2 separate regions of the Homo sapiens genome follow, and region 1 is linked to region 2. A link is a loop called in an ENCODE intact Hi-C map of the cell type or tissue named here. Cell type or tissue: A673. All regions are shown on one strand.

What was found. Peaks named below come from ENCODE experiments on the same cell type or tissue, not always from the same donor. Only the 100,000 strongest peaks of a DNase experiment are listed, where the experiment ranks them.
Region 1: a loop joins it to region 2, with 2.5 times the contacts of the local background. A loop is called at or near these places in 3 of 110 quality-filtered maps.

What each region holds. Positions count from the first base shown.
Region 1 is chr16:8,920,699-8,925,698 of GRCh38, forward strand. USP7 (ubiquitin specific peptidase 7) reads right to left here. Exons shown (of 31, transcript NM_003470.3): 3 at 2,517-2,715; 4 at 459-597. Among named protein-coding and RNA genes, the nearest start is that of USP7-AS1, 40 kb to the right of the region's middle. In A673, a CTCF peak has its summit at 2,723; no DNase peak of the experiment used is centred here.
Region 2 is chr16:9,094,723-9,099,722 of GRCh38, forward strand. All of the region lies in intron 2 of HAPSTR1 (HUWE1 associated protein modifying stress responses), which reads left to right. Among named protein-coding and RNA genes, the nearest start is that of HAPSTR1, 5.6 kb to the left of the region's middle. RefSeq lists an enhancer at 2,514-3,013. In A673, no CTCF peak of the experiment used is centred here; no DNase peak of the experiment used is centred here; H3K4me3 peaks cover 1,605 bases; H3K27ac peaks cover 1,503 bases.

The DNA.
Region 1 (5,000 bases), 170 kb before region 2:
GGAGAAATCTGTGCCCCTCTAAGCAGGGGAGGGGCTGGAGAATGCAATGATAAGTGACTTAGCATAGTAAGAAGTAACATTCCTAAGATTGTTCCACTGGTTACCACCTCTGCAAAAAGCAGCCAAAGTGAACTGAATGATTACTGGAGTCACATGGAACCACTCAGTACTATGCCTGAATCATGAAAGGACCTCAAACAGCATTATGTCTTTTAAAGGAAATTTAGCCCACTGGGAACTCCCTTTGAATGTCTGACTAAAAAGTGAGACGTGAATCCAGAAAGCTGCTAAAAACGTAAGATACGAAACTGGAGAAAACATGTTTTCAAAGACACTTGTCCAATTTAGAAAGTAAAAATCTGACTCTAAAATCAATAAAGGACTTGAAAAATCAAAAAGTTAAGGGAACAACAAGCAGTAATGCACCAATTGTTCAGACTAAATACACTGTTACTTACACTCCAGGCCATAAAATTGGAAAATCCCCAATCATTTTCTTTATGGAAGAACAAATGACTAATACGACGACTGAACGACTTTTCATCATCTCTGTAATTTATTATCTTCAGCACTGCTTGTGCATGGCAAGACCATGACCTGTTTAAAAGAATAATCTGAGCCTTAGTTGACATTATTTACCAGATGTTATACATTTTTAAAGACAGTAAACATAGCACACCAAAATTCCCATTTATGATTTCATTGCTCTCTCCTTTCGGGTTGGGGTTAAAGGTAGGATGGAGGCATTTTTACCTTTAATAGAGAAATGGGTGTTTGGGGCTCCCCCAGTGTATTCTGTAGTGATTTCACTCATGGTTTCATTTTTTAATTCCTTAGAAGTTGAAACAAATTTTCTTTCATTGTATCTATACAATTTTGACCTCTGCTTCTACTGCCGATATAGGGGTCACCTCTCAGCGTTGCTCCTGCCCCTACAGCCCTTCAGTGCCATGCCTCTCGAGCTCTCCTAGGATGCCCTCCAGCACATGCTGGGGGAAAACCAGCACCGGGGAGCTCTGTGGCCTTAGAGCTTGCTGTCCTGCCCCGGCATCGACGAATTCACGATGAGGCACAAAATTACAACCACAAGAGAACTACTGTACCTGCAGTGAAGTGTGGGGTGGACCACAAAAGGGCCTCTAGATCCAGGTTCAAAAACCATACATACAGCACTTAAGCCAAAGAAAGTTAAGGTTTGCGATTTAAGTGGGGCCTTATCAATCAAAGCTGCAACTGAGCCCTGAAATGGTTTGACTCTTCAGGACAAGGGTAGGACAGTGCTGTTCCCACAGCACTTCCTGCTTGCTCGGGACGCTGACACTGGGTATGGACCATTCACTACTTTTCCAAAGTGCTTCAGGCTAAAGTTGTCCATCGGACTAAAACAAACCTAGCCCAAATACTCATCAGATCACATCATAATGTGAACAGAAGAGGACAACTTTAACCATCCACAGGCCCTGGCTGCATCATAAAATTACCTTAAACATTAAAGAAAATGAAAGTACGGCCAGGTGCGCTGGCTCACGCCTGTAATCCCAGCACTTTGGCAGGCCGAGACAGGCAGATCACCTGAGGTCAGGAGTTCGAGACCAGCCTGGCCAACATGGTGAAACCCCGTCCCTATGAAAAATACAAAATTAGCTGGGTGTGGTGGCACACGCCTATAGTCCCAGCTACTTGAGACGCCGAGGCAGGAGAATCGCTTGAACCCGGGAGGTGGAGGTTGTGGTGAGCCAAGATCAGGCCACTGCACTCCAGCCTGGCGACAGAGTGAGACTCTGTAAATTTTATTCCCTGGGGGATCTGACAGAACAGCCAGAGTCAGTTCACTCTGGGGAACATGTTACTGAGGGTTCCAAAGGGCCACTCTGTGGCGTGGCAGGGAGACTAGGACAGGTGCAGTCCAAGTCAGCAGCTTCCCCTGGTTCCAACTGCAGACAGGTTGACAAAGTGGTCCGTACTCCCAGAATCAACTGGGTTTTTGATAAAGGGTGAATTAATTTTCTAATTCATCTAAATAGAAGGACCATCAAGATTTCTCAGTTTTTGGACATTTCATAATATACATGAATGTTTAAATGTTCCTCAAGTCAGAGGGCCATGTTGTATAAATCCTTCACAAAGTATGTTTTACTTGTACTTTCTGAACAACCCGTACAAATTAGCTATCACACAATGGAAAGGATGTCTGGCTCTGACAGCTGCCATTTTCTGCTCAGACAGTTACTGACAGAGTAAGAATTAAGCCTGGTGGCTCAATGGTCAGCTAATCCAGGCCGGCCCTGATTCCATGGGCTGGTAGATTCTAACAAACTATTTTTAGTTTTTTCACTTACAAGATAAAAATATACTTTTCTAGCTTGGATATTATACATATACCAGTGGGTTTTAAAGAGAAACACGTATTTAATCTAATTTAAAATCAAAAGGCTATGTAGAGGCAGCAAATAACTTAAGATAAAATTGCACTAGGCTGATCAAATTTGGCTTCCAGTAATGAAATACTGTCTTACGTGGAATCAGATTCAGCATTGCACTGGAGAAAGAATCCTACGCTTTTTTGGTGTGGTCTGTCTGGATAAAAGCGTGGCATCACCATAATCTTCCATGGCAGATTTCGCACAAAACACGGAGGGCTAAGGACCGACTCACTCAGTCTGCTGAAGCGCTCCACAGTGAACTGAAAGGTTGCCTCGGAGCGCCAACTGGTGTCTGCAAAAAAAACACATCATCAGTCACAGAGCCTGTGCATTGACCAAAAGCACTAGCATTAATCGACATGGAGTAAACTGTTCTATACATCCTGATTTAACTGCTAAAACCTAACAGTTTGAAAAAATTGCTTCCAATTTATTAAAACCCGAAGACTGAGATAACATACAGTTTCTGAATGGATTAATTCTTCCTTATGAAGTCCAAAACTCAGAGTGCTAACCATACACTTGCCATCCCTGTCAGACTGAGTTCCACATGAGAACAATGTCTACTTTACTAAAGCTGAATTCCCAAGGACCCCAGGCACCAAGTGAGTGGAGAGACCTTGGAGAGAAGGAACGACATGGCTCATATCTGTTCAAGGACGGGACTTCTGGGGGTAAAGACCACGACATGGGACTTGGGCTGACTTTACAGAGCACGGAACACACAGGCAGGACTTGAGAGCCAGGGAAACAGCCATTCCCCTGGAAGCTCAGCACTGCTCAGAGGCAAGACAAGGGCTACAACAGTAGCCTGATAATAAATGCTAACCTCATTGGTTCACGATTTTTGCAAAAATACTAGCCTGGACACCCTAGGGGGAATAATTTTTTTTTTAAGAACTGGTATTTTTTCCCACATGAGTAGTATAAATTGTTAAATGATAACAAGACCAAAGGCTGATTTAAGATATTTAAGTTTCTGACAACACAGTGCCTCTTAGCAGAGGTCCAACTGAAGGTCTCCATTTAAAATTCAATCTTTCACTGATGACAGTGACTATTCATTTGCATGTGGCCATCGGTCAATCACCTTTGACAAACCCTGCAGCATCTTACTGCTTCCCAAACGACTCCTGCGAAGGCACAGTCCTCCCACACCCACACCAATCTGTTATTGACCAATACTTTTATAAAGCATCATGAAATTGCCACAGCAAAGTCAACATGCTACACAAGCTTCTAAACGCTTCCTTTCACTTTCTGTACCTATCTCATTATAGTCTGCACACAGCTCACTGACTGGCAGGAGTCCCAGGGCCACACCAAGGGCCAAGCTCTACAGGCAGTGCCTGGAAGGCTGTTCCCGGCTTAGAATCAGGTGCTATTTTGACATCCCTGACCACCAGGCTCCTAAGGCACAAAATGAGACTTGTAGGCTTGGGTAAAGAGTGCCTAAGAACATCCTCCCATCCTTCATCTTCAGGCCCCTGAAGGCAGTCACCATGTCATCCAACAACCCTTCAGACTCCAAAGTTCACTAACAACTGAGTTCTCAGCATCAGCCACTTCTCAGGGAAGAGAATTTGCTTGAAGTTTCTGACTGAGTTTGGTCTTAAGAAAACATGTCCATCAGTCCTCCTGGGAGGGTAGTATTGAAATATCAAAAGCATGTGTGACGGTAAGCACTTCTACCTTCTTTGAGACACTCTTCATCCCAAATTATTTTATTTCACATAACCCTGCTGAGTTGCTTACAGCACAGGAACTTTGGAAGGAAGAGCAGCTGAAAGAGGCGCATCTTGTCCAAAATAATTATTTATTTGAGCCTCTTCAAGTGGTATTCCCCTAATCCTTTTGAGGATAGAAGTCTACTAAAAGGCAAGAAACTTGTTTAAGATAATAACGTCTAGAATGGCGTGGTGGAATAAGTTTTGCCATGTGCTTTTAGGATCATGCAATTCACAGCTGATCAGGAGTTAAGTTCTGCAAGGTAGACAAGAGACAGATGTCAATTCCCACATTTTAGGTGAGGAAATGGAGGTTCGCCGAGGCTGTTTTACAAAGTGACAATAGAGGATTTTAATATCCAAGATTTGTCAAGACACTATGCACAGTGACCTGACTCTGGTTTTTAAAATTCCACTCCTGGAAGTTACCATAACACACACAAAACACAGGCCTCAACAAAATGAGACTACTAGCTTGCCCGCTTTATGAAGCCCATGTATACAGAACTGCACAGAAGCAACCAAATGGAAAATCACTGCAGGACCTAAAAAGCTGAAAGAAACAAGGTTATGCCTCTTTTCCAACCCATCTATTTTATATAATTCAGCTCTTTACAGGGTTTGATTTTATGTATACAAAATCAATACATATTGTAAGTGCTTTTGGAACTTTCACCCTATACATTAAATTTTCCAAGGTACTCCTTAAACATTAAAAAGACCCAAACAATGGTGAGACTCAGAATTGAAGTTTGCACTTGGTTCACCTGCTGCCCAGCCCCGCAGAGGCCACCGCGCATCCGTCTCTGTGCCCCCGAGTGTGGCACTGCCCTGACACACAGTGGTTAGT
Region 2 (5,000 bases):
TGGCAGTACCATGGTTTATTCTTTTGCTTTTGTTGGTATTGCTTTGTGCTTGAAGGGGAAGGCAACACATTTTTAGTGTTTTTATGTGCCAGGTTCTTAGCCTAGGCCGTATAAAATGGGATTGTCCTCTGGCTTTGGTCCTGTTGGGTTCTTGTAGAATGTGTCCCTTTAGGACTAACCTAGCAGTTTTCGTTAGTGCTAACTTTTCGTGTAAGAAGATGGGTTCAGCAGTTGAACTCTGAAATAATCCTTAATTTGATTACTTCATTTAAAAATGTTTACAATTTGTTTGTTTTCCTGCTCAGAAAACTTAAGGAGGAACATTAATTTTATTTTTAGAAAACATCACATATGATTCTTGGATTATTGTAAATGCTAGATTGTTAGTCTGAACTAGTTTTATTTTGTACCTTGTTTCTGTACAGTGAAAACACATCCCTTGCCTAATAGAAATGGTAAGTTGTGTCTTGTGGAATTTGATAGTGCAACGTTTTCTTATTTGATTCAAGGAGTGTGTGGATAATACTCTGGATAGCCTCACACTTTTTCTTTTTCAGGGTGTGGTCTTTAGAGAACAGGCATACAGCTGTAGGAATAATTGGTTACCTTAAATAGAACCAATAAAATTAGCAAGGTGGTGTCACAAGTGCATGCAGCAGTAAGTAGTACTAAATTTAAATGATATTGGTTATAGTTCTGATTAAATATTTAAATATAATTTAAGGGGGGAAAAATTTGGTGGATACTTCTAAGTGGGCAGCAGGCAGCATTCCTGTATTTTGTATAATATCTGACAAGGTAAAAATGGCTTATTGTGCAGCCTGGGGACAATTTGGCACTCCTACCAGCTTCTTGATAACTACCAAGAAGTTCATTAGGTGTTTATCTCAATCCTGACCTTCATTAAGAAGGTCAGGATTGAGATTAAAAACCCAGCAGAGGGTCGCTTTTAGTTGTCAGAGGGCTTTTGAAAAGTTGAAAATTGAGTTAATTGGTTTGGTTGGAATGTGGCTAGAAGGATTTGGAAGATAATGTAAATGTAAGTTGAACTTCAGCAAGGACAGAATTCAATAAAATGGAGTGGGTGGTTACCTCTACTGTAAATAGTAGGGTCAGACTTGTCTTCCCCTTTCCAAAAAAGGAAGGAAGCCAAAATACTGACTGCTGGTTTTTGATTTGATAAATGCAAAGAGGATGGTGTTTCTTCAATATTCAGTAGTATCCTTAGATCAGTATATTTTTTGATTCCTGGAACTAAAGAAGGGGAGTAAAAAATCATTTTAATCTGGCTAGGGTTGATGTTTACCCAGTGTCATTGTGAGTTGGAGTCTACTGCCACATTGCCTGAGTTCAGATCTTGGCTCTGTTACTTCTTACCTTTATGGTCCTGGAGACAGTGAAGCCAGGTGTTAATTCACCATTGTGCTCCTTGACTTAATTAACTTAAATAGGGATAACTACCACAGATTCTAGTACAAGCTCTTAGCTTTGTGCCTGGCATAGTGAGTGCTCTGGCATTCATTGTGTTGGTGGTCAAGTTTTAAGTATTTTTTGGATTTTTCTCAATGTGGGCAGTGCTTAAAATGAAGGGAAGTAATAATAGTTTATTTTCTGTCTTTTTAAAAATTTTTTTTGTGTTGAAATAAACTCTGGTGTGTATTTCCTTCTTCATCTTCTTTCCCTAATTGGAGTAAATGTAAGTAGAATTGACAGGTGGGAAAAATAGTCTGATGCCCTTAAGTCCTCACTTTTGATACATCTTGATGCCAAGCCCTCTTTATATGTCTCACTTCAGTGTGGCCATTTTGGACTCGTACACTAAAGGAGAACTGAGCATAACTGTAAATGTGTGGGCCAAGTGGCAGGTGACTTAGAAACAAATGGCCAGAAATCATATTCTACCTGGAGACTGGTGGAGCTGGTTTGTGACTCACTTGGCTGCAAAAAATTATTACTGAGTTTGAGACTTTGTTCAAAATACCTTAGTGTGGATTACAGTGAGAAACCCTAAGCATTAAATTTCTATTTAACTTTTCATGCCTGTAATCCCAGCACTTTGGGAGGCTGAGGCAGGAGGATTGCTTGGGGCAATATAGTGAGATCCCGTGTCTTAAAATTTTTTTTTAATGAAAAAATTGTAGCTTTGTCAGAAGCAGTAGCCTCAGTTATACATAATACTTATTTTTTATAATAGACTGCTTTTTTTGTGTGTAGCTCTTATTTTTTTTCCTTTTTTGGAGACGAAGTCTCGCTCTTGTCCCCCAGGCTGGAGTGCAATGGCGTGATCTCGGCTCACTGCAACCGCCTCCCTGGTTCAAGCGATTCTCCTGCCTCAGCCTCCCCAGTAGCTGGGATTACAGGCGCCTGCCACCACACCAGGCTACTTTTTGTATGTTTAGTAGAGACGGGGTTTCACCATGTTGGCCAGGCTGGTCTTGAACTCCTGACCTCAGGTGATCCGCCCGCCTTGGCCTCCCATAATGGTGGGATTACAGGCGTGAGCCACCGCGCCTGGCTCTTTTTTTTTTTTTTTCTTTTGAGACAGGGTCTCATTCTGTCACCCAGGTGGGAGTGCAGTGGTGCTGTCTCAGCTCACTGTAACCTCCACCTTCCAGGCTCAAGTGATCCTCCCACCTCAGCCACTGAGTAGCTGGGACCACAGGCACCCATCACCATGCCCAGCTAAGTTTTTGTATTTTTGGTAGAGATGAGGTTTTGCCATGTTGCCCAGGCTGGTCTCCTGAGCTCAGGCGATCCACCTGCCTCAGCCTGCCAAAGTGCCGGGATTATAACTGTGAGCCACCATACCCAGCCTGTGTGTAGTTTTTCTGTGAAAGAATATGTTGGTTGCAAGTATGAGAAAACACAAGTTGGGCTGGCTTTAGCTGTATGGCCATGTATTGGCTCCTCTGACTTAAAAGGCCACAGTAGGATTGACTTAATTGAGCAGCCCAGGCTCCCCTGCTCTGTTCTCCCCTGTGTGCACTCGCACACTTTGTTATCAGGCTGGCTTCATTATGTTGGCAGAATGGCTTGTGGCTCACATCTTAGAGCCACTCAGTAAAGCTTAGAAGAGCCTAAAAATGACTTCTGTCATCTCTTGGCCATAACGGGGTCACTTGCTTACCCACAACCATTAATAGGGGTACATAGGGTTATGCACATGAGTTGAGAGCTAAGCCACAACCCCTTGAGCAAATGTGGAGGGAGCTTCTCTCGAAACATGGTTGCTATCTAAACAAAAACCTGGAGTGCTTTTAGGAAGGGGAGGACAAGGATTGGATGCCAGGCAGGCAACAAACAGTGGTTATTAAGATGCTCCCCCAGGGCTGGGGCGGGGGCTCACGCCTGTAATCCTAGCACTTTGGGAGGCTGAGGCGGAAGGATCATTTGAGGTCGGGAGTTTGAGACCAGCCTGACCAACATGGAGAGAAACCGTATCTCTACTAAAAATAAAAGATTAACTGGGCATTGTGGTGCATGCCTGTAATCCCAGCTAACTCGGAAGGCTGAGGCAGAAGAATTGCTTGAACCTGGGAGGCGGAGGTTGTGGTGAGCCGAGATCAGGCCATTGCACTCCAGCCTGGGCAGCAAGAGCGAAAATCCATCACACACACACACAAAATATTATCCCCCTGGTTCCTGGTCCTTTGTTTTGTGTGCTAGGTGAAGATTAAGTAAATACATAAGTAGCTAGGAGGTGTGCTTATTTTTGGATGCCACTTCCTTAGGGAATACGATTGGGAACAGTTTTATTTTGGCTGTGACTTAGATTGTTACATTCCTAAAGAAACAGTACATTTTCTTTACTGGTTGGAGTGCCAGGGCTCACACCTGTAGTCCAGCACTTGAGGCTGAGGGGAGAGGTTCTCTTGAGATCTTGAGGCTAGGAGTTTGAGATCAGGCTGGGCAACATAGTGAGACCCTGCCTCTACCCTTCCTCCCAAAAAAGAATAAAATATTTTTCTGTGTGGTGGACTGGCTAGTGCAAATTTAATTCTTAAGTTTAAAAATCACGTAGTCAGTAGTATTTCTTTAGAAGTGTTGCTTTGATGTAGCATTGTGCTCTTATGGTTTGTAGATTGTCTGCAATTGAGAGATGGCTTCTCATTTGAGGAAGAGAGGTCACAGAGGGAACTCTGTCAATGAACTTTGGACACAAGGCCCTTTGAACTTCAGTTCCTTGTTACAAACTTGCGATACCTGCTCTAATTCACATGAATCAATGTGTATCAAAAAGCTATAAGTAGAGTAATCTGATTAATTTTATGCAGTTATGTAAGAAAGTTATGATTTGGTCTTCAGAATCAATATAATTCTTTGCCCTCTGCCCCCACCCCAGCCCGTTGTGGTGGGAGAATTTGTCTTCTAAAATCTCTTGGATTCAGTTTCCCATGCTTATATAAAAGCATTTAAAGAAAAAAAAGGGAAATATGGGATACCTGCTATGACTGGTGTATGAATCAGTTCATTTTCTTTTTTTTTTCTTTTTTTGAGATGGAGTCTTGCGTGTCACCCAGCCTGGAGTGCCATGGTGCAATCTTGGCTCATTGCAACCTCTGCTTCCCAGGCTCAAGTGACTCTTCTGCCTCAGCCTCCCAAGTAGCTGGGATTAGAGGTGCCTGCCACCATGCCTGGCTAATTTTTATATTTTGAGATGAGGTTTCACCATGTTGGCCACGCTGATCTCGAACTCCTGGCTTCAAGTGATCCACCCACCTTGACCTCCCAAAGTGCTGGGATTACACGGATGAGCCACTGTGCCATGCCCGCCCAGTTCCTTTTTTGAATAAGGAAATGAATGTGTTGTGGTTAAAGGTTAGATTGACATTTCAGTGCTTGTGGAGTTTGCCTAACCTTCAAGTATGTGGCTCTTTTTCACAGTGACTTTGGTTTCTGTAAAATAGTGTTGGACGCAAGACTGGCCACAGCTTCTGTGCTGTTTTTCTGGGATAGGTACCCGAAAGTCCACGCTTCTAGAATTGGGGTGTGCTCAGAGC